Regions from separate parts of the Homo sapiens genome. Here regions 1 and 3 are each linked to region 2. Evidence: chromatin contacts called from ENCODE Hi-C or POLR2A ChIA-PET data. All regions are on one chromosome and are shown on one strand. The core of a region is the stretch at or near the end of the contact, and the rest is flanking DNA. Distances in the headings are between cores, read along the strand shown.

What was found. A loop is a pair of places that touch in the nucleus more often than their neighbours do. ChIA-PET counts read pairs that join two places held with the same protein, here RNA polymerase II (POLR2A). Pooled maps may share reads with other maps.
Region 1: a map of tibial artery shows a loop between it and region 2 (2.7-fold over the local background). The contact joins two enhancer-like sites. A Hi-C loop is called at or near these places in 1 of 168 maps with a recorded cell type or tissue (tibial artery). POLR2A ChIA-PET finds 5 or more read pairs at or near these places in 9 of 52 experiments (CD4-positive, alpha-beta T cell, CD8-positive, alpha-beta memory T cell, RWPE1 and 6 more).
Region 3: a pooled map shows a loop between it and region 2 (2.3-fold over the local background). The contact joins two enhancer-like sites. A Hi-C loop is called at or near these places in 2 of 168 maps with a recorded cell type or tissue (CD14-positive monocyte and endothelial cell of hepatic sinusoid) and 4 of 50 pooled maps. POLR2A ChIA-PET finds 5 or more read pairs at or near these places in 8 of 52 experiments (A549, A673, AG04449 and 5 more).

The regions. Positions count from the first base shown.
Region 1 is chr1:19,618,253-19,622,086 of GRCh38, reverse strand. All of the region lies in intron 1 of MICOS10-NBL1 (MICOS10-NBL1 readthrough), which reads right to left. All of the region lies in intron 1 of MICOS10 (mitochondrial contact site and cristae organizing system subunit 10), which reads right to left. Among named protein-coding and RNA genes, the nearest start is that of MICOS10-NBL1, 23 kb to the right of the region's middle. Within about 2 kb of position 2,211, at least 4 of the 41 ENCODE cell types and tissues checked have a DNase peak (open chromatin) inside an H3K27ac peak, as active enhancers do.
Region 2 is chr1:19,503,811-19,507,579 of GRCh38, reverse strand. The region is part of intron 1 of LOC105376819 (a long non-coding RNA gene); the gene reads right to left. Among named protein-coding and RNA genes, the nearest start is that of CAPZB, 20 kb to the right of the region's middle. Within about 2 kb of position 1,740, at least 18 of the 41 ENCODE cell types and tissues checked have a DNase peak (open chromatin) inside an H3K27ac peak, as active enhancers do; they include CD14-positive monocyte, where a contact is called at or near this core.
Region 3 is chr1:19,435,347-19,438,837 of GRCh38, reverse strand. The region is part of intron 1 of CAPZB (capping actin protein of muscle Z-line subunit beta); the gene reads left to right. Among named protein-coding and RNA genes, the nearest start is that of CAPZB, 48 kb to the left of the region's middle. Within about 2 kb of position 1,862, at least 29 of the 41 ENCODE cell types and tissues checked have a DNase peak (open chromatin) inside an H3K27ac peak, as active enhancers do; they include CD14-positive monocyte, where a contact is called at or near this core.

The sequences.
Region 1 (3,834 bases), core at 962-3,461, 110 kb before region 2:
GAAAAAACATGCTAAATCTCATAGCAGTAACTTCACAAAGATAACATTAACATTTCTTAAATGTGAACATCATTAAACAGATTTTTTTTCATAATTTGGTAGAGAATTAATTTTCTAATTTCTAACCGTCTTTATTTGTCAGAGGTTTTACAGATGCCTTTGGTTCTCCTGCCCAACATGAAATAAAAACTTGACTCCCTGTTCTCTCTAGACAAGTTGCGGGGTGTGGGGCAGGGGAACAAGCCAGGAGACTGTTCTAGAGTGGACCCTCTCTACACTGCTGGCAAGGAGCCTCCAGCATCCTGGGCTCTCCTACCCACCTCAAAGAGGGATACCACAGCCAAAACATGAGATAGTGCCAACAGGACGCTCCCCTTGTCACCTCAGCACTTGGAGTGATGGCTACTTTTTGAGGAAGATAAAAAGCAGTAATCCAGAACAATTCCTAAAGGCTGAGCTATCACACAAGCCAGAATATCTAGGCAGAGGAAAAAGACGGCCCTCCAGAGCCCCAGATGAAGAAAATGACTTGCCCAAGGATATTGTTTAGTTAGTTGCGGAACAGTCATCTGGGCTCAAGTCTGCCAGACTCCAATGCTACTGTACCTGCCATGTCCAGATGTTGGATTCCTCTCCAGTTTCAACCCCTAAACAATTACTACCCCTCAAGGGAAATTGGAATGTCAAGATTTCTACTGCCAGTGAAATACAGCCAAAATATGACTGTGCTCCCCATACAGCTCAGAATGCTAGACAACCTGGGTAGTAACAAGTCTTCACAAAGCCAAAAGGGCCTGTTAGATTCATTCCCAGACCAATCCTACCGCACAAGTCACAGACACAAGAAGTTGACCTGGTAGGTGTGATTCAAGAACCTCAGGGACATGGAAGCCATTGATACTGATATTCCTTGGCAAGACTCTGCTGTTGCTTGGTTTATAAAATGGTACAGGGTTCAATTTTAAGGCGACTTGCCTCACTCCTTGCAGCTGGAAGATGAGTAAGACAGTAAATTGGTACTAGAAAATGAGGTAAAGGATTTGGACTAGCTTACAGATTCCAAACCAGGCAACGGAATGGGGAGATAAGCCAGTAAAAACATAATGGCTTACAATCAGAGCTTTTGCTCTTCTCCATCTGGAGGCAATTTTTTGGCAAAGAAATCAAAAGCCCCAAAGGAAAATATTTCAGCATTTTTCTTGTCCCTCTGACTCCATGCCTGTCTCTTCTATTTTCCCCCAAGGAGAAAAAGCTCTCTGATGCTCAACTTTTCCTAGCAGTAGACCAAGAATGATGCCGACTCCATTGCTAACCGTACCACTCAATCAAAAAGATGAGCAATGCTTCCACATCCATCAATATCAAGTAGAAAATCTTAATCTCTAGAATTCAGATATATGCCCAACCACCCAGTTTTGCTCCTATTATAGGCATTTATCTGCAAGTATAAATATGAAGTAAGAATCAACAGTTCAGACCAGCAAAAAGGAGTTATCAAAGAATGTGCTCTATGGTCTTAGTTCAACTGGGCTGCTGTATCTTCAATTCTTAAAGGTGATTTTTCCCTCATTTCTGTATTTTTAAGACAAAAAGTAATAAGGCTATTCTCTTTGGAAAAAAAATAATTCAGAAAACGATTTTTAATTGCAATGTTTTACTTAAAGTTAGCTATCTCAGTTACTTAAAAGATAAACAATGGTGGAACTGCTGATGAGTTTTACAGATTCAAGTTCTCACATGCACAATTCTCTTTTAAAAGGCAACATGTTGCTTCAAAGAAGTCCCACCTGATCGGGGGACACCAACTCTGCAGCTGTTTCCACTAAAGATTGGCACCTCTAGGCCAGGTTTAAACTTCATAACAATAAAACATGAAAGGTTTGTCTTACAATAAAAACAAACCAACATGGAAAAGAGAAGAGTTTTCTCTGCCTTTGGCCACTTTTTGTTGCTGTTGCATGACAAGCTCTTTTGAGGGAAAAAAGCCAAAGGAAAAAGTACAAAGCATTTTTCACCTTCCCTGGAAGCAAATATTTAACAATGAATACAGTTTATATAACTTTGCCTTCCCTAGCTTAAGCCTGTTCTCAAAAGTCCATGCTGTCTGACATGACAAATAACCCTAAAGTAAAGAAATGCCTGATTATAGGTACACATCTTCCTCATGGCAAAGGCCAGTTGCGGGTGTGTGGTAGGGGGTGGGGAGCATAACAAAGGAGCCTTATGGAATTAACATTAGGCACAGGGCCATGCTCTGAAACCATGCCTTTTGGAGAGGAAAAAGAATTGGCACATACTCCTCTAAAATGAAATTACTCTGAATCAATCTAACCATGCAATTTAATGCATGCCTAGTGCCCAACAGAACATCATAAAACCGGCTAGTAGATAAACACACATTTCTAAGAAGGAGCAATTCCTTAACATTTCATCGGATGATATTTTAACAGTAAAAAGAACAGAAAACTCTGCGCCCATGAACTATAAATACAATACTGATCAGATACATAAAATAATAGGCCTTATCTTATGCCTAAGAGGATTTTACAACAAATTTAAAAGGAGAACAACCAATGGAGGTGCAGCAATGTACACCTTAAGCCACCTTTTGGTAATAAAAGGGGGAAAATGTATGTTGTTGTCCATTACAGTTATGGACAATTTCTAGTTGCTCAATGCAACTGTATTTTACTTTTAAAAAAATCTTTGTTCTCACCATGCCACAGATCATAAAGCTTTACCTCACTGCAAATAATTAGAAGCAAACATAATCAGCAGGAATTAACAAGTAGGCTATATAATCTGATTGCAGTCTTTGGGCAGCAATGTATTTTGGATGTTAGCCCCTAACAGAATGAGCTGTAGTCATATATGCTCCTGTACGACCAACTTCACAAAAGTTCCAATTGCCTATGGACTTTCAATGAAGGAAGAACAACTCACTGAAGAGGAACAGAAACAGAAATTCACTTTGAAATATTTCTATAATAGATCATAGGGGAAAAAAGACTATAGACCCATTTCATCTATCAATAACTTATGGCAATTATTAAGACCTCACTCCAGCTTACATGTAACATTTTCAACAAGGCTCCTATATTCATAAGCCTAAGGTATAGTTGTCAGTGCTACATTTTATCTACATCTAAAAGATTAGTTAAAATAGCAAAGTAACTCCATTTTATTTTGTATAACTTACATCAAGATGCATGAGCAAAAACTTAAGTACCATATTCAACTGGCAGTTCACAAATATGAGAAGCTACAGGAATTACCAGTCTTTAAGATCCTAGAAGCCTTGTGCCAGACAACTTCTTCATTCTTACATGTCTGAAAGAAAGGATCCAATTTCTAAATAAATGCTGGATGTACTCTCCTGCTGAGTGAGTGGTTAGAGCACTGATGCTGCAGCAAGACAGGCCGGGCCCAAACCGCTGCTCCAGTCCCTACAAGTCAGCTCTCTGACCCCAGGCCAATTAGTCAACCCTACCCAGCCTCAACCTGCTCATCTGTAGAGTGAAAACAACCTTACAGGGTTGCTACATTAGAAAAATGGAAAGTCTCTAATAGTGTCTGACATGGAATACACTAAGTGGTAGTAAGTTCTGCCACCTCCCTGATAAAAGATTTCAGAGGTGTAATACAGGCTGCGTGCAGCAGCTCATGCCTGTAATCCCAGCACGTTAGGAGGCCAAGATGGGAGGATCGCTTGAGCCTAGGAGTTTGAAACCAGCCTGGGCAACACAGTCAGACTGCATCTCTACAAAAACAAAAACAAAACAAAATAATAATAATAATAATAAATAAATAAAAATCAGCCAGGCATGATGGTGC
Region 2 (3,769 bases), core at 491-2,990:
GAACAACACAATGGTGGGAGAGGATGGGGTGGTGGAGTCGGGGGTTGGAAGAATCAGGAGGCACCCTTGTGTTTTCCCTCCAGAGGTGGCACCCCTGGGGTGGTAGATAAGGCATTGTGTTTGGAATTCAGCCCCATGGGTGTATGTAGCTGGGGTTCTAGTCCCTCCTGAGCTACCCTCGGCAAATTAGTATACCCCCGTTAGTCCTGTTTTCTGTGTCAGTTAAATGGCCAAGCTAATAATAAAGTCCACACAGAATTGGGACGCTCAAATAATAAACAATAGCACTGTCCCCAGGCATGGAGCAAATACTGCTTGCCAGGTTCTGGGCTGAGTAATTCCCACCCATTACTTCATCCGATCCTCACAACAGGCCCCAAAGGTAGGTGTTATTGTTTCTATTTTACAAGAAGGAACCCAGGACTCAAGAGAGGCGAAGGCTCCTTCCCATGCACCTCCCTCCTTTGTAATCTGGAAAGTCCTGGGTAGTTGTAATTTGTAGTTATGAATTTCTGGAGTTCTCAGCTCATTCCCTGGAGATTTGTGCTAGAAAGTTCTAGAAGATTGCAGAGTTTATTAAATAAATTGATTTGACAGGTATTTGTTGAACACTTTGCTATGGTCTGAATGTTTTTGTGTCCCTAATATTCATATGTAAAATCTTCACTTCCAAGGTATTAGGAGGTGGGCATTTGGGGAAGTGATCAGGGCATGAGAGTGGTGACCTCAGGATTGGGATCAGTGTGCTTATGAAAGAGACCATAGGGCACTAGCCAGCCCCTTCCACCATGTGGGGACACAGTGAGAAGGCACCACCTGTGAACCAGGAATAGGGCGTTCACCAGACACCAAATCTGCTGGCGCCATGATCTTGGACTTGCCAGCCTCCAGAACGGTGAGAAGTAAATTTCTGCTGTTTATAAAATGCTCAGTCCATGGTAGTTTGTTATAACAGCCCAAATAGACCAACACACCTGCTGGATGCTAGAAGTGGTTCTAGGTGCTTGGGATTCAGCAATGAACATCATAAAGCACCCTCAAAGAGGATACATTTTTGCATGCAAAGACTGAAAGATCAGCAACAAAGAAATATAAAATAAGACAAGGTAAGTGGGGAGTGCAATTTTTTGTCCAATGGTCAGAGAAGTAGGTTGTGCTCACCACTGTGACAAGATGGAAGCTGTGCTCACCACTTGCATTACAGTGTACAAGAATGTAATCTCCATAAGGACAGGGCCCTGGAATCTTGTTTCCCTTACAGCTCCAGTCCCTAGCACAAATTCTGGTTTCTAGTAGGTGCTCAATAAATATTTGTTGAATGAATGAACAAATAGCCTCAGTCTCAGATCTGCCGGAGAAATGTCCATTTTAGGGTAGGCATGGGATTTTGAATTCACCTCCTATGAGCTGACATTTATGGAGAAACTTGCGTGCCCCAGGCACTGTGCCAGCCTCCATGGCTGAGTACAGCCCTTCCCTTGAGCATCTTCATTGGAGAAGATAGCGGCGCTTGCAATTTAGTGGTCTAGAAGAGAAGGCAGCAAAGAGAATAAAGGAAGAACAGGAGTTAAGTGCAAAGAGGAAGCGTTTCAGGGTCAGCAAAGAATTCGGCAAGTGTATTGCCTGACATCTTTTTCTTGATGCAAAAAATAGCTAGTTCTGCTTTTTGGACTGGGGCTCGCTGAGTCAGGGGTTCAAAGAGAATAGCATGAGGATAGGAGCAGTAAATGTCATCTGCAGCAGATGGTGATGCCCCAGAGACAGACCGTGGCCTTGAAGATGCTTCCCTCCACCGACTCTGGCCCAAGAATCAAGGTCAAGGGCAGGCAACCGAGCTCAGCAACCTGGGGTCCCGATCCCAGCCTCTCAACTGGGCCAACCCTACCCAAGAACATCACCGTTGTTCCACCCGCTTGGACTCCACACCAGGCTCAGTGGAGTCTCAGAGTCCATGGGTGTGAGAAGAATAATTCCAGCATCTGTTATTAACCATCATTTCCATTGTTTTGGCTTCACTTTCTCTTTGGCCCTGAGAACACTGGGTCAGTGCTTCTTTGAGCACAAAACGACTGATTTGCCAGGTCTTTGTTCAGCCTCACAAAAGAAGGGGATGATTATTACAAGAACAGATTTTGCATTCCATATTTACCCCAGATGACACTGCCTTGATCCCTAAAATAACTCCAGATCGCCTGGGTGGAACTTGCTTGTTCCTTTTCATCTTGCTATTTTGCAATTGTTTATGGAGAACATCACCATAGTGATATTATCAGAGCAGGGCAGAATGAAACTCCAAACTCTGGGTTGTTATTGGTTTTTCCTTTGTACCTCGGAACATGACTTTTTCACCTCAAACCTTCTCTATTATTTCTTATAAGCATTACAGTTCTCAGTTCCAACTCAGCCAGCATCACTTTCTGACTCATCCCCAGCAGTTAAAACCACAGAGGTGGTCCACACTGGGATGAGGGATGGAAGTGCTTGGGTTGAGTTTCCAAATTGGAAACTATTTACCAGAAATCCTCTTTCCTTCAGATAAGACTGGGGTCAAAGTACTAGAGTGTTGAAAGAGGCACTAAATAAACTAAGAATCTAAAGGACCTTCAGTGTTTGGGCCAAGGAACATGGTGATAGAGTTCAACAAATAAACACAGCTGGCGTAGGGTGAGCCTTTAGCAAACACTTATCTTCTTGATTTTGTTTTTTTTTTTTTTTTTTTTTGCTCATAATTGTCAACTTGGCCCAAAGCCTTTATTATAGCATTCTCATACACTGCTGCCAGTGGTGTGTATTTGTACAACTTTTTAATGAAATTTGGCAATGAATAGCAAAAGTCTTGACAATGTAGCTCTTCCTTAGATGCAAAATTCTACTTGTGAGTGCTAAAAAAATAATTAGGGATATGAGCAGAAGGATACATACAAAGATGTTTATTGCTATTGATGGTGAAAAACTGGAAACAACCAAACTGTACAACATTAGGGGGTTACTTAAAAAAAATCAAAATACAGGACTGGCGCAGTGGCTCATGCCTATAATCCCAGCACTTTGGGAGGCTGAGGTGGGAGGAGCACTTGAACCTAGCAGTTTGAGACCAGCTTAGGCAACACAGTGGGACGCTGTCTCTACAAACAATTTTTAAAAAGTAAAACAACAAAAAAAATCATGACCCCCACTCCATGCAATGGATACTGAGCCACTATTAAAAATTATGCCGGTTGGGCGCGGTGGCTCATGCCTGTAATCCCAGCACTTTTGGAGGCCAAGGCTGGCAGATCACTTGAGATCAGGAGTTCGAGACTAGCCTGGCCAACATGGTGAAACTCTGTCTCTACTAAAAATACAAAAATTAGCCAGGTACAGGGGTGGGCATCTGTAATCCCAGCTACTTGGGGGGCTGCGGCAGGGGAATCGCTTGAACCCAGGAGGTAGAGGTTGCAATGAGCCGAAATCACACCACTGCACTCCAGCCTGGGTGATAAAGCGAGACTCCATCTCAAGAAAAAAAAAGACCAGGCGCGGTGGCTCATGCCTGCAATCCCAGCACTTTGGGAGGCCGAGGTGGGCAGATCGCAAGGTCAGGAGTTCGAGACCAGCCTGGCCAATATGGTGAAACCCCGTCTCTACTAAAAATACAAAAATTAGCCCGGCATGGTGATGGGCGCCTGTAGTCCTAGCTACTTGGGAGGCTGAGGCAGGATAATTGCTTGGACCTGGGAGGTGGAGGTTGCAGTGAGCCGAGATGGCACCACTGCACTCCAACCTGGTG
Region 3 (3,491 bases), core at 613-3,112, 69 kb after region 2:
AGTGCCCGCCGGCCCCGGTGGGGAGTCACGCACAGCACCTGTGTCCTTGCCTTCGTTGCACCCCTCCCTGTGTTAGAGAGCTGAGATCCTGATGTGAGTACCTCATGTGGCCTCGTGTGTCCTCTGCTGAGTCTCACTGGGAAGCAGCACAAGAAATGGATGAGGCGGAGCAGACCTGGCCTTGGAATCTGGCCCCGCGCTTAAGCGAGGATGGTCTTCGTGGCCTTTCTGAGCTTGGCTTCCTCTGAGTGGCGGGAAGCCTCATTGGTCATTTTTCAGAGCCCCTTGGTCCACTCCTCGGCACTAAGACACTTGAGAAAGGCTCCTCTCTTCACTCAGCATGCTATGGGGTTACTTAAGTTTATTTCTTAATTGAATTTTCTCATTAAAACCTGCTTTCCCAGATCTGTTTGGCAGCAGGACAGTTTCGAGGTGGTAGAAGAGAGGCCCAGCTTCCTCTGTATTTCCTTTCCCTGACTTTCTGGAGGCATTATCGAAGTACGCTAAGCCGCACGTAGCTGAAGTGCACAACTGGATGGCTTGTGTTTGTTTCAGTGATAACACACAACATCTGCCTCCCTGCTCTCCCCAGCCTCCCGTCTCTGATCGCGCACTCCCTAGTTTTCCAGCCTCTTCTTAAGCAGCGATTCCAGCTGGCAGCGCCGTGACAAGTGTTTCCGTAAGCATTCCCACGATCCTCTAAGTGAGGAGCATGACCTCGGAACCATGTGCCCGGTCCCCTCCCCTGACGTAGGAGGTAGTGGGAGGTAAGAACAATACTTGGATGGATGGATTCCTCGTCTGGGGCACTACTGGAAAGCTGAGCATTCGTAGGCCATCCAAATACGATCGTTCTCCAGGGATTCAAGGGTTAGAAGGGGAAAGCGAATTGATTTCCACCTTCGTGTTAGAGGAAGGAGCCTAGGAAAACAACCCCCTCTGCTTTTCCGAGCTCTCCTCCCGAGCCTTCTATTAGTTTTGGTCACAGAACTTATGAGCTAAGTATTTAAAAATTGGCAAATGAAAGCAACAATGTTTTCTCTTTGTGTCATGAAGTTCTCCCACTGGTGAGTTTTGAGGCTCGCTTTGCTGGGGTCCCTGGTAAACAGCTTATTCGGTTTCCCTGGGCTGGCGGGAGCAAGGGGAGGTGTGTTCCTAGCTTTGGAATACTAGAAGGGTATCTTGCTGTGACAGTACCTGGAATGAGTCTCGTGCCCATGGTGTTCTGTTCCTGATTGCTTTTCCAGTTTCCCATCAAGTCTTTAAGACTGTGGAAGGTACACAGGCTTTCGAGGCTAGCGGACTTAGCATTCTGTATTGACAAGACCTGAAGACAGGAAGCAATTGATGACATTTATCTGCTTTATTGGAAGTTAACAGCAACCCACCCAAACACTTATTTGGGAAGGTGTGTCTCCTGGGACTCAGCGGTGCGTGGCCTTGCCTGTGATTTTCGTTTGTAGGTGAGGAATGTACTGACTGGATGTTGTTAGGGTTATGATATCCCAGTCTTTGAGCTGGTCAGCACCTTCTCAAATTTCTCCCTCTCTCACTCTCAGACACAGGCTGAGGACTTGTGACATTTCATATATTCATGGAAGGCCTTCCTAGCTTACGGTTCCTTATTGCAAGACTGTTTGCTTTTAATGAAAGCTCTCAGTCAGCAGATTTATTTGTCTGGATGAGAAACCTTTTTATCTGTCATGAAACAGGAAAACACCTTTCTGAGAAACTGAGCATTTGGCTTCCTAAAGAATCATCATATCAGCCATCCCTGGGCGTCCACTTTGTAGAGGTATGTGCTGAAACTTGCTCAGCTTCGATCACTGAGCCTAATCCAGCCCTCCTTGGCTCAGACAACTGAACCATCCAGGCTCCACAGGTCCCAAGGTCTTCCTGGTGTCTGCAGTCCCAGCCACACTGCGGGTACACAGAGTCCAGCACTGTTTTCTGGAGGTTGGCAGAAGGCCAGCGAGGCCTTTGTTGTGAAATTGTTAGATTATATGCTTTTACTTTCTTGTTTCTTCCTCTTTTCTGTTGACTTAACATGTAGAATTTATGGAGCAGTGACTATGTCCCAGGTATGTGCCAGATGCTGAATGAGGATTACCCCCACATAATCCTTAAAATAACAGTATAATGTATGTATAGCAGTTGTCCCTCCTTAGCTATGGGGGATATACTCCAAGACCCCCATTGGATGCCTGAAACCACAGATAATATCGAACCCTATATGCTTTGCATTGAGGTGTGACAGCAAAACTAGCACAAATTTCTTTTCCTTCAAAATTTTAGATAGAAGACTCATTCTTACCATAGATCTTAGTCTCCGCATATAGTTTTTCCCTTCCTTTATTAAATTGAGAAATTGCACTTAAAGAAGCCCTTTTGTCTTCACTTCGGCATATCTGAATTGCTGGCATCACTACTCTTGTGTTTTAGGGCCATTATGAAGCAAAATAAGGGTAACTTGAACGCAAGCACTGTGACACCATGACAGTGGATCTGAGAACCGAGCTGGCTCCTGAGTGACTAACGGGTACATAGCTTGTACAGTGTGGATACGCGGGACAAAAAGATGATTCATGTCCCAGGCAGGATGGAGTGGGAAGGCATGAGATTTCATCACGCAGAACGGCGTGAAATTTAAAACTTCCAAATTGTTTGTGGAATTTTCCACTTAGTATTTTCAGACCATGGTTGACCACAGGTAACTGAAACTGCCAAAAAACAAAACTGCAGATAAGGGGTGACTACTGTGTTACTACCCTCATTTATAGATGGGGGAACTCGAGGCTCAGAAGAGTTTAGTGACTTGTCCAAGGTCACACAGCTGGGACCCGGTGGAGTCAGGATTTGAATGCAGACAATCTTGCTTTCCAACCTGTATCCTTAACTAGAGAGCGGTGCTGCCTTCCTCACTTGTGACTCAACTGTGCAAAAGTAGGTGCTAAATAACCCGCTCCTCTTCTTTTGGAGACTTTAAAACAAAGAGATGGCAGTGGTTCTTAGCACAGGTGGCCCAGCTGCTGGGCTCTGTGGAGTATTGAGTAGGCACACAGGTTCTGGGGTCAGATGCACCTGCCTTTGAACCCCAGCTCTGCCATCCATTTAAATGTGTAAGCTCACCACTCTCTCCGTACCTCAGTTTCTGCATCTGAGACTGATACTGGCACTTAACTCCTTGGTTCATTTTTAAGATTACATGAGATATTGGCATATAAAGCACTTAGAAGAATGGCTTAATAAGTTTTAGCTATTACTATTATAGCTGTGTTTTAAGCCCTAAGTCAGCGCCTGCCGTGCACTACCTGCTTAGTGAAAGTTGTTAGTAGCAGTTGGTTGTTGTGCTGTGTTTGGCAGAGCCTGCTTTAGGTGGTGGTGAGAGTCAGTAATACTGTCCAGGGCTGGGCTTAGTTCCTAGTTATCAAAAAGCTATTTTGGAACTGGAACTTGTTGCTTCCCTTTCTTTAATTCTTTTTGCTCATGGA